2 separate regions of the Homo sapiens genome follow, and region 1 is linked to region 2. A link is an interaction called in ENCODE POLR2A ChIA-PET data of the cell type or tissue named here. Cell type or tissue: Caco-2. All regions are shown on one strand. Each heading gives the region's core, and the rest is flanking DNA. Links, peaks and the distances in the headings are about the cores only. Region 1 overlaps APLP2 (amyloid beta precursor like protein 2). Region 2 has its middle 21 kb from the start of PRDM10.

Region 1 (5,377 bases), core at 176-5,175, 81 kb after region 2:
TGTTTTCCCTTTTGTAGCTAATATCTTTGGGGAGATACCTTGAAAGGATACTGAGAACAGAATTTTTTTTTTTCACTTCGTTCAGTTTAGTAAATCTTTGGTGAAGGTTCATGAACATAAATTTGTTCTAATTTGTGAACCTTGAAGTACTTCAGCGCTTGAACAAATATGAATGAAAATAATATATAGGATTTTCGTATCTTTTAACAGATGGTCCTTTTTTACTGACTTTTCCTTAAAAAAGGTTTTTGAACAAGAGCGTCGTACCTTTCGCTATCAGTAGTTTGCTAGTGGTAACTAGATGCCTCGAAGGCCTGCTTCATTCCGCGTTTATTAGAACTAGAACTGTGTTACATTGCCTTCGCAGGGTGAAACTTGAATACTCGTGTGTCTCATAAAGCCGGATTCCTTTCAAAGAGACCTGATTCTTCCACTAGTGGGATCAAACCATGTTCATGGGAAGATGCTCCCTCTATGGCAGGCACCTTCAGAAGCCCTGCAGCCAGATTTGATCCTGGAATAGTAGCTTCAATGAGGGCAGAGATAACTGGGTGTGCACGTTTGCTTTGGAGTGAGAGGACTGCCTGGTCCTGAGGGCTTTGTGAAGGGAGGTAGGCTTAGATGAGCCCAGGAGTTGCATCACTTGAGGTGATTAAAGGCCCTGATTTAAAGTAGGTTGAGACTTAGATTTATTTAGATTTACATATTTATTTCCTTAAGCCATTTCAGGTTTTCGACCAAGTTACTAGAAGCACTTTTTACCAAGTTGAATTTCTGTCCTTGGATTGCTAAACTGTTCCCCAAGCCAAATTAATAAAATGGAATTTCTTATTAAGAATGAATTATTAAGCAAAATGGAAGTGCTGGGCTAGGGAAGCAGTTGATGCAATTTGTTTTCCAAGCCTTAAAAGTGCTGCAGTATGCATAGATCACAAGGACTGGCTTCAGTGCCAACACATGGGGCATTAATTTTTTTGGTAGAGGATTCCAGGTTTACAGGATATCAGAAGTGCTGACTTGGCAGCAAAATCCCATTTGTAACATGTTAGATTAGGAAACAGATTGATTTATATGTTGATGTAATGGATCAAGGCACAGTCTGTGCTTAAGGAAATGGACAGCACATTAAATAAGGGCATTTTCAAGGTAGAAGTACAAACATTACAGAAAAAATTAGCCTTTTACACCCTAGGTAGGGTTGGGGTATGTTTGATTAGTTGACTCCTAAAACATGGTCCACAGAGGCTTTTTATATTTCCGATGATACCTTCTTGAGAGTCTCTTAAGACCACAAGGATTAATCTTTCTGAACTCAAAAGTGAATCACTACAGCATATTAGCTGTCTGGATTGATTCCAGTTTCTCTGCTTTTTCTTGGTGGTAACTGATGTGAGGATCTGTTGGTGCTTAGCTGCCTCTTCCTGTTGCTTTAACCTCTGGTATTTTAAGATTCTCTTTAGGGAAGATAGTACTGACCATCTCAGCACAGAGCCGAAATGCACTTAGCGCTGATGTGTTGACCTTAGTGGTTGACCCATAAACTGAACATTTATACAGTTGGAACTCTTGCGGTCTTTTAGCCAACAACCATAATGAGTAACATGTGGAACATAATCTTTGGTGCTGATAAATGGCTTTTTACGATGAAATTGACCATTCCACGCTGTGGCTTGGGTGACCTCATGTAACTAATTACTGTTTCTTAGCTATATTCACTTTTGGAATTTAAGGGGTAAATGGTTTCTCCTTCTGCAGGCTGAACTGCTGACAGATTAAATACCACCTGAAATCTGATTTGTTTAGTAGCTGTCTTTAATGTAAAAATATAGAAGGCCAGAGGGAATCTAGGAAACACTGCTCAGAAGCTTTCAGACTTAACTATAGGAGTTCATTCGTAGCAGGTTTAGGAAGCACATTCCTTCCGACCTGTAGATTGGGCTTTTCATATACGTATTTATCATGTCTTCTTGGATTTTCTTCATTTAATTCTATCTGAACTTTCGAAGTGGGAAGCAAAGGATTCGGGGGAGAGCACTGGTTTCAGTACACGAAAATATCCCTGGGGTTTCCTTACCTTTATCTTTGGATATCCCCATTTTTCTCGACACACAATCCAAGTTTCTAGCCATAATCCTTAGATTACAAAAGAACAGGACTTTTGGTACACATCTTTTTTTTTTTTTTTTTTTTTTTTTTTGAGACAGATTCTCTGTCTCTGTTGCCCAGTCTGGAGTGCAGTGGCGCAATCTCGGCTTCACTGCAACCTCTGCCTCCTGGGTTCAAGCGATTCTAGTGTCTCAGCCTCCCAAGTAGCTAGGACCATAGGCACGCGCCCCCATGCCTGGCTAATTTTTGTATTTTTAGTAGAGACAGGGTTTCACCATGTTGGCCAGGCTGGTCTCGAGCTCCTGACCTCAGATATCCACCTGCCTCAGCCTCCCAAAGTGCTGGGATTACAGGTGTGAGCCACCGTGCCGGGCTTGGTATGCATCTTGAACTAAGTGTGAAGATTAAGCACATCTGTCTTGTGCATCCTTTATACCTTTTAATGATTTGTTTGAATTAAGCACCACTAGAGTATTACCTATGAATAGGTGTGTGTTCCTTCCTACACATATCTTTAGGTGTTTTTTCCTTCTTTGGGGGAAGCAGGAACTCATATTAGTCTGTAGCTTCACGTGCATTCATACTGAAGGCATAGGGCCTTCTACTTTAATAAATGAATATTCGTTCCAGCAGGGTAAAGTCAATTCTAGTTAATAAAGGTGCTAATTGTTTGTTGGGTTTAACTGAGGTGTTTTTCAGCCCTGATAGATATTGGCAACATTTTAATTCCAAATTAGCTTTCTCCCAGCTGTCCAACAAGGGTTGGTGCTTCCTTCTCTTATACTAGTAGAAAGCAGGTTCATTTTAATAAGCTTCGAAGCAAAACATATGTCAGATGGTAAATTGGTCCTGGAAAAAGACCATAATATATTTCACAATCAAATTTAAGTTACTGATTAGAAGGATTGTTCATGTCTGTGTAGTTCATCAGCATAAATAAATTAAAGTTTCCTAGAAAATCATACATTTTCCACATATTTTAAAAGTCAGCTAGGCGTAGTATCTCATGCTTAGGATCCCAGTCCTTTGGGAGGTCAAGGCAGAAGGATCACTTGAGCCCAAGAGTTTGAGACCAGCGTGGGCAACACAATGAGACCCCATCTCTACCAAAATATAAATACGTGTATACTGGGTGTGATGGCGCATGCCTGTGGTCCCTGCTACTCAGGAGATTAAGGCTGGAGGATGGCTTGAGCCCAGGGGGTCGAGACTGTAATGAGCTGAGATTGCCCCATTGCACTCCACGTGGGTGACAGAGCAAGACCCTGTCTCAAAAAAAAAAGGGTGGGGGCATCAAAGCTACCCTTTCTTGTTAGTAGGAAAACCATGTCATGTATATGCTGTTTTTGAAAAGAACAACATGGTAGACCATATAATCTAACCCTCCTCCTCTACAAGTTTTAACTTAAGAACTGTTATTTGTTTATTTATTTTAATTTTGAAGAAAGTTTTGCAGTTGGGGACTCTTATGGCTATAACCACGAGTAATGGATGTTTTTAGAGAGATGCCTGTGCTTGTCTCTCTCTTTCTCTCTCTCTCTCCCTGTCTTTCTGTCTGCTTTTTTTTTTTTTTTTTTTGAGATGGAGTTTCGCTCTTGTTGCCCAGGCTGGAGTGCAATGGTGTGATCTCTGCTCACCGCAACATCTGCCTCCCGGGTCCAGGCAGTTCTCCTGCCTCAGCCTCCTGAGTAGCTGGGACTACAGGCATGTGCCACCACACCCGGCTAATTTTGTATTTTTAGTAGAGATGGGGTTTGTCCATGTTGGTCAGTCTGGTCTCGAACTCCCGACCTCAGGTGATCTGCCTGCCTTGGCCTCCCAAAGTGCTGAGATTACAGATGTGAGCCCCCACGCCCGGCCGATGCCTGTGCTTTTCTCGTGCATGTCTGCAGGAGCCTTGCTGTTGTAATGTTACTTCTCAGCTATAGCTTCTGAGCTGTTAATGGTTAGACTGCACATAAAAGGATATGGGCCAAAGACAGATCTTATGGAATAGTTGATTATTTTTACCCAACATGAGAGAAAATTGTTCATGAAATCCCCTTTAGTGTTCTGTGTTTATGAATGATGCCATCACATTTTGAATCATGGGAGCCAAACTTGAACCTTCCTCTTCCTCATCCCTCATATCAGTTATCACACCTAGGCCTATTTTAGGCTCTGTGGTTTCTTGAATCTCTCTATCCACCACTCCACCTTAGCCCAAGCTACCATTTATTCCTCTCTTGGAATGTGCACCTCCAGTGTCCTGAATGATTTCCCTGCATACACTCATTTCCTTTCAGTCGGTTCTTCACCGTGCAACTAGAGAAAGCATCAGAGCTTTGTTATGAAAATAGTAACTTTCTGCTTAAAGCCTCTCAACACTTCAGTGGTAAGGACTGAAGTCCTTTCTTGGTCTGCAGACTCTTGTCCCGGCATGCCTCTCCCACCATCTCTCTGCCTCAAAATCAACATTGCCTCCATATGGGATGCTTAAAGCGCTACTCAGCTGTCACTCTCTTTAGGAAGCTTCCTTGATCAGCTTCCTACCCAAGCTTAGGTCAGATTCCTTTTTTTTTTTGAGATTTGAGTCTTGCTCTCTTGCCTAGGCTGGAGTGCAATTGTGCAATCTCGGCTCACTGCAACCTCTGCCTCCCGGGTTCAAGCAGTTTTCCTGCCTCAGCCCCCTGAGTAGCTGTGATTACCGGCATCCGCCACCACGCCTGGCTAATTTGTGTATTTTTAGTAGGGACGGGGTTTTGCCATGTTGGACAGGCTGGTCTCGAACTCTCGACCTCGTGATCTGCCTGCCTTGGCCTCCCAAAATGGTAGGATTACAGGTGTGAGCCACCGCGCCCGGCCCAGATTCCTTTTTTATGTGCTTTCTCAACACTGTGTTCTTTTCCTTCTTAAGACATTTGGGAATGTGGTCACACTTTTTGTGAGTTTTAACTCTTGCATTAGAGCCCCAAGAAAGCAGGTCATGACTTTTTTGCCCACTCTTATATCCTAAACACTTAGCATGTTGCTTTGCGAAATAGTAGTTGCTCAGAAAATTTTCTTTTGTGGGTAAATTAAGTAAAATTATTGGAATTTTAGTAATTCTCCACTTTCATGATTTGGTGTGTGCAAAGGATTAGAAAGTAGATTAGCTTTTACGAGGACAGACTGCAGTTGGATTATATGTTCTAAAGTTAGAAGTATCCCAGATGGGGATTGAGGGTTAGATTTTTCCTTTGCCTAAGTCTCAGGATACAAAATCAATGTGCAAAAATCACAAGCATTCCTA
Region 2 (5,377 bases), core at 62-5,061:
TATAAAAAAATAGATGATAAAAAGAAAAATAGAGCCAAGCATGGTGGCTCACATCTGTAATCTCAGCACTGTGGTAGGCTGAGGCGGGAGGATCACTTGAGTACAGGAGTTCGAGACCAACCTGGGCAACATAGCGAGGGTAACAAACCTCGTCTCTATTTGTTGTTGTTGTTTTTTTTGAAGGAGGTGACAGCTAGGCGCGGTGGCTCACGCCTGTAATCCCAGCACTTTGGGAGGCCGAGGAGGGCAGATCACGAGGTCAGGAGATTGAGACCATCCTGGCTAACACGGGGAAACCCCGTCTCTACTAAAAATACAAACAAATTAGCCGGGCGCAGTGGTGGGCACCTGTAGTCCCAGCTACTCAGGAAGCTGAGGCAGGAGAATGGCATGAACCCGGGAGGCGGAGCTTGCAGTGAGCAGAGATGGTGCCAGTGCACTCCAGCCTGGGCCACAGAGCGAGACTCTGTCTCAAAAAAAAAAAAAAAAAAAAAAGAGGTGACAACGATGCCCCATATATTATTTAACACTGCCTTGAGGCTGAACACAATGGCTCATGCCTGTAATCCCAACACTTTGGGAGGCTAAGGTAGGAAGATTGATTGAGACCCAAGCATTCAAGACCAGCCTGGGCAATGTAGCTGAGAGGTGACAGCGTGCTGGCAGTCCTCAGAGCCCTCGCTCACTCTCGGGGCCTCCTCTGCCTGGGCTCCCACTTTGGCGGCACTTGAGGAGCCCTTCAGCCCGCCGCTGCACTCTGGGAGCCCCTTTCTGGGCTGGCCAAGGCCGGAGCCCGCTCCCTCAGCTTGCGGGGAGGTGTGGAGGGAGAGGCGCAGGCGGGAACCCAGGCTGCGTGCGGCGCTTGCGGGCCAGCGCGAGTTCCGGGTGGGCGTGGGCTGGGCGGACCCCGCGCTCGGAGCAGCCGGCCGGCCCTACCAGCCCTGGGCAGTGAGGGGCTTAGCGCCCGGGCCGGCAGCTGCTGTGCTCAATTTCTCGCCGGGCCTTAGCTGCCTTCCCGCGGGGCAGGGCTGGGGACCTGCAGCCCGCCATGCCTGAGACTCCCCCCACTCCGTGGGCTCCCGTGCGGCCCGAGCTTCCCCGACGAGAGCCGCCCCCTGCTCCACGCGCCCAGTCCCATCGATCACCGAAGGGCTGAGGAGTGAGGGCGCAGGGTGCACAGCCCCGGTGCGGGATCCACTGGGTGAAGCCAGCTGGGCTCCTGAGTCTGGTGGGGACGTGGAGAACCTTTATGTGTAGCTAAGGGATTGTAAATACACCAGTCGGCACTCTGTATCTAGCTCAAGGTTTGTAAACACACAAGTCAACACCCTGTGTCTAGCTCAGGGTTTGTGAGTGCACCAATCGACACTCTGTATCTAGCTACTCTGGTGGGGACTTGGAGAACCTTTGCGTCGACACTCTGTATCTAGCTAATCTGGTGGGGACGTGGAGAACCTTTGTGTCTAGCTCAGGGATTGTAAACGCACCAATCAGCACCCTGTCAAAACAGACCACTGGGCTCTACCAATCAGCAGGACGTGGGTGGGGCCAGATAAGAGAATAAAAGCAGGCTGCCCGAGCCAGCGGTGGCAACCCGCTCGGGTCGCCTTCCACACCGTGGGAGCTTTGTTCTTTCTCTCTTTGCAATAAATTTTGCTGCTGCTCACTCTTTGGGTCCAGACTGCCTGAAGAGCTGTAACACTCACCGTGAAAGTCTGCAGTTTTTCTCCTGAAGCCAGCGAGACCACGAACCAACCGGGAGGAACGAACAACTCCAGACACACCGCCTTAAGAGCTGTAACACTCACCGCGAAAGTCTGCAGCTTCGCTCCTGAGCCAGCAAAACTACGAACCCACCAGAAGGAAGAAACCGCGAACACATCCGAACATCAGAAGGAACAAACTCCGGACACACCGCCTTTAAGAACTGTAATGCTCACCGCGAGGGTCAGCGGCTTGATTCTTGAAGTCAGTGAGACCAAGAACCCACCAATTCCAGACACATAGCTATACCCCACTCTCCACAAAACACTGAAAAATTAGCCAGGGATGGTAACACACACTTGTAGTAGTAGCCACTCTGGAGGCTGAGGCTGGGATTGCTTGAGCCCATGAGTGTGAGACTGCAGTGAGGTGTGGTTATACTACTGCATTCAGCCTGGGCAACAGAGTGAAACCCTGTCTCTGCAAACCAACAGCACTGCCTTGGAAATTCAAACCAATGCAATAAAATATAGAACAAAAATAAGAGATAATTATTAGAAAAGAGAAAACAAAATTATCGTTACTTGCAGAGTATACAGTTAAGTCTACAAGAGTTTGGTGACTAGACACAAAATACAAATTAATAGTTTTCCATAAAGAGTAACAAAAATCACAGGAAATGCCAAAGAAAAATACAAGTTTATGGTGAACCTACTATGCACTTAACTTGATCCTTCAAAAAATGAGATGTGTGAGATGACTCAATTGTTAGAAATGATTTCTGGAATGCCTGAGGTCAAGGCTTCTGCCCCAGACACGCTTGACTGGCTCCACCACTTTGCCTATGGTCTGTTCACTTGCCAAGCCTAGTTTTGATTATCACTACTCCTCACTGACAGCAGGAAACACAACTGAGCAATCTGCGATTGTCTTTCCTCTGATCACACCAGTTGGTCCCAAGGGAGTTCATGGGTCACAGCCCAGCAGCCCCTTTGTGTGCTTTCACCTGTGTTGGATTGCTACCTGTTTGTTGGAGAAGGTTGCTTTCCAGCCTGTTTTAAACCAACAGTGGCCTTTTGCCATCATCTTCCCCCATGTTTATAATTTGGCTTGATGGCTAGCTGAACAATAATAGGGAAAATGACAAAAGAACATAATAGGGATGGAAGAGAAAAACAGTTGTATACTTTGGGCCAGTGGTTTGCTTGCTTTCCTTACAAACAGGAACAGAGAAGTAGTACTGGGAAGGAAAATGGAAAGAGAAAAACAAAAACAAACACAAAACCTTTAGTAGAGTAGGCTAAGAAGATATGAATGATTCGTGTTTTAAATGACAGCTCCCCGAAAACATTATAGAAAATACTTTCTTTTTTTTTTTTTTGAGATGAAGTCTTGCTCTGTTGCCCAAGCTGGAGTGCAGTGGCGTGATCTTGGCTCACTGCAAGCTCCGCCTCCCGGGTTCATGCCATTCTCCTGCCTTAGCCTCCAGAGTAGCTGGGACTACAGGCGACTGCCACCATGCTCGGCTAATTTTTTTTTTTTTTTTGTATTTTTAGTAGAGACGGGGTTTCACTGTGTTAGCCAGGATGGTCTCGATCTCCTGACCTTGTGACCCGCCCGCCTCGGCCTCCCAAAGTGCTGGGATTATAGGCTTGAGCCACAGCGCCCGGCCAGATAGAAAATACTTTCTAAGAATTTTCACTGATGAAACATTCAGACATCTTTTTTGTTGTTTACTTAAAGCTTAATTTTAAAAACGCAATACAGGGCAAAATATTTCTATCTGGAGTAAAACTCTTCTTTCTGTATAGTGTTCTACAACACACAGAGCCTTCCATATACATGGTCCCATTTGATCCAAGTGAGATTGCAAATATCGTGGCTGACCAAATGGTAAACTAGGGAGAATCTTATGATGAATGGGAGAAAGGAAATGGAAAATTTTTTGGAAAACAAAACCCTAAGCCAAATATAGCAAAGATTAAGATCTACAGGAACATTGTTCTGAATATTTATGGGTAATCCATGAATAATCCTCAGAAATAGATATTGCTCATGCAAATCAGATGAAAAGAATTTGGATGGATTTTTCCAGCACATATGGCAATAAAGCCTGTGAGAAGACTAAAAAGACAGTGACATTCTTTGTTGTTGTTGAGATGGAGTCTTGCTCTGTCACCCAGGCTAGAGTGTGGTGGTGCAATCTCAGCTCACTGCAACCTCTGCCTCCTGGGTTCAAGCAATTCTCCTGCCTCAGTCTCCTGAGTAGCTGGGACTACAGGTGCCCACCACCACGTCCGGCTAATTTTTGTATTTTTAGTAGAGACGGGGTTTCACCGTGTTGCCCAGGCTGGTCTCAAACTCCTGACCTCAAGTGATCCGCCTGCCTCCGCCCCCCCCAAAGTGCTGGGATTACAGGTGTGAGCCACAGTGCCCAGCCGACAGTGACATACTTGAGGGACATGGATGCAAAGTTTTAAACACTGAGAGGAAACTAAGTGCTATTGGTTAGAAAAATAATCCTTCTCTGTTAGTAAAACCACACTTCATTAAAAGAGACAGCAAGAAATGAGGAGAAACTCCACTGTACCCTGATACATACTATAATACTTCATGGTTTTGTTTGTTTGTTAGTTTTGAGACGGAGTCTCACTCTGTCACCCAGGCTGGAGTGCAGTGGCATGATCTCAGCTCACTGCAACCTCTGCCTCCCAGGTTCAAGTGATTCTCCTGCCTCAGCCTCCTGAGTAGCTGGGACTATAGGCACCCACCACCACGCCCAGCTAATTTTTGTATTTTTAGTAGAGATGGGGTTTCACCATGTTGCCCAGGCTGGTCTCAAACTCCTCACCTCAGGTGATTTGCCTGCCTTTGCCTCCCAAAGTGCTGGGATTACAGGTGTGAACCACTGAGCCCGGCTGATAGTTCATGTTTAGATTTTAAGTTGCTTGAGCTTGTTGTTCCCTCTCAGCAAACAGCAAGAGACAGACTGGTCCTGCATGGATTTAATCTTAGGACCTTTTCTCCTCCTTAGCAGTGTTTTTTATTTACTCTACTCATGTGGTCATGGAATGTAAATGTTCTCTTAACTGCTCTTTCTTATCATATTTAAAAAAACCAACAGAGAGCTTGAGAACTGAGTGTCTTCCCTTTCAAGTCTTCTCTTCACATTTCAATATGGCACCCAATTGCTTTTCACTGTAGTCAAGACACAATCAAATTTTTTTAAGTTTACATATTTTATTTCCTCACCAAGAAGAAGCATTAATCACTGATACCTAAAAATGCAATCATTGCTGGTGACTAGGTTTCTAGAAGAAATTTTTTTTTTTTTGAGGTGTAGTCTTGCTCTGCCATCCAAGCTAGAGTGCAGTTGCATGATCTTGGCTCACTGCAACCTCTGTCTCCTGGGTTCAAGCAATTCTCCTGCCTCAGCCTCCTGAGTAGCTGGGATTACAGGCACGCGCCACCACACCTGGCTAATTTTTGTGTTTTTAGTAGAGACGGGGTTTCACCATGTTGGTCAGGCTGGTCTCGAACTCCTGACCTTGTGATCCACCCACCTCAGCCTCCCAAAGTACTGGGATTACAGGCGTGAGCCACCACGCCCGGTCTAGAAGAAATATTTTTAAATTTTGTTTTTTCACACAAAAGTCACATACGCACACGAACA

What was found. Peaks named below come from ENCODE experiments on the same cell type or tissue, not always from the same donor. Only the 100,000 strongest peaks of a DNase experiment are listed, where the experiment ranks them.
Region 1: POLR2A ChIA-PET joins it to region 2 with 5 read pairs; 3 of 35 experiments call an interaction of 5 or more read pairs at or near these places.

What each region holds. Positions count from the first base shown.
Region 1 is chr11:130,102,037-130,107,413 of GRCh38, forward strand. The region is part of intron 1 of APLP2 (amyloid beta precursor like protein 2); the gene reads left to right. Among named protein-coding and RNA genes, the nearest start is that of APLP2, 35 kb to the left of the region's middle. RefSeq lists a silencer at 4,145-4,345. In Caco-2, for the core only: no CTCF peak of the experiment used is centred there; no DNase peak of the experiment used is centred there.
Region 2 is chr11:130,020,848-130,026,224 of GRCh38, forward strand. No RefSeq gene overlaps it. Among named protein-coding and RNA genes, the nearest start is that of PRDM10, 21 kb to the left of the region's middle. RefSeq lists a silencer at 2,599-2,678. In Caco-2, for the core only: no CTCF peak of the experiment used is centred there; a DNase peak (open chromatin) is centred at 2,544.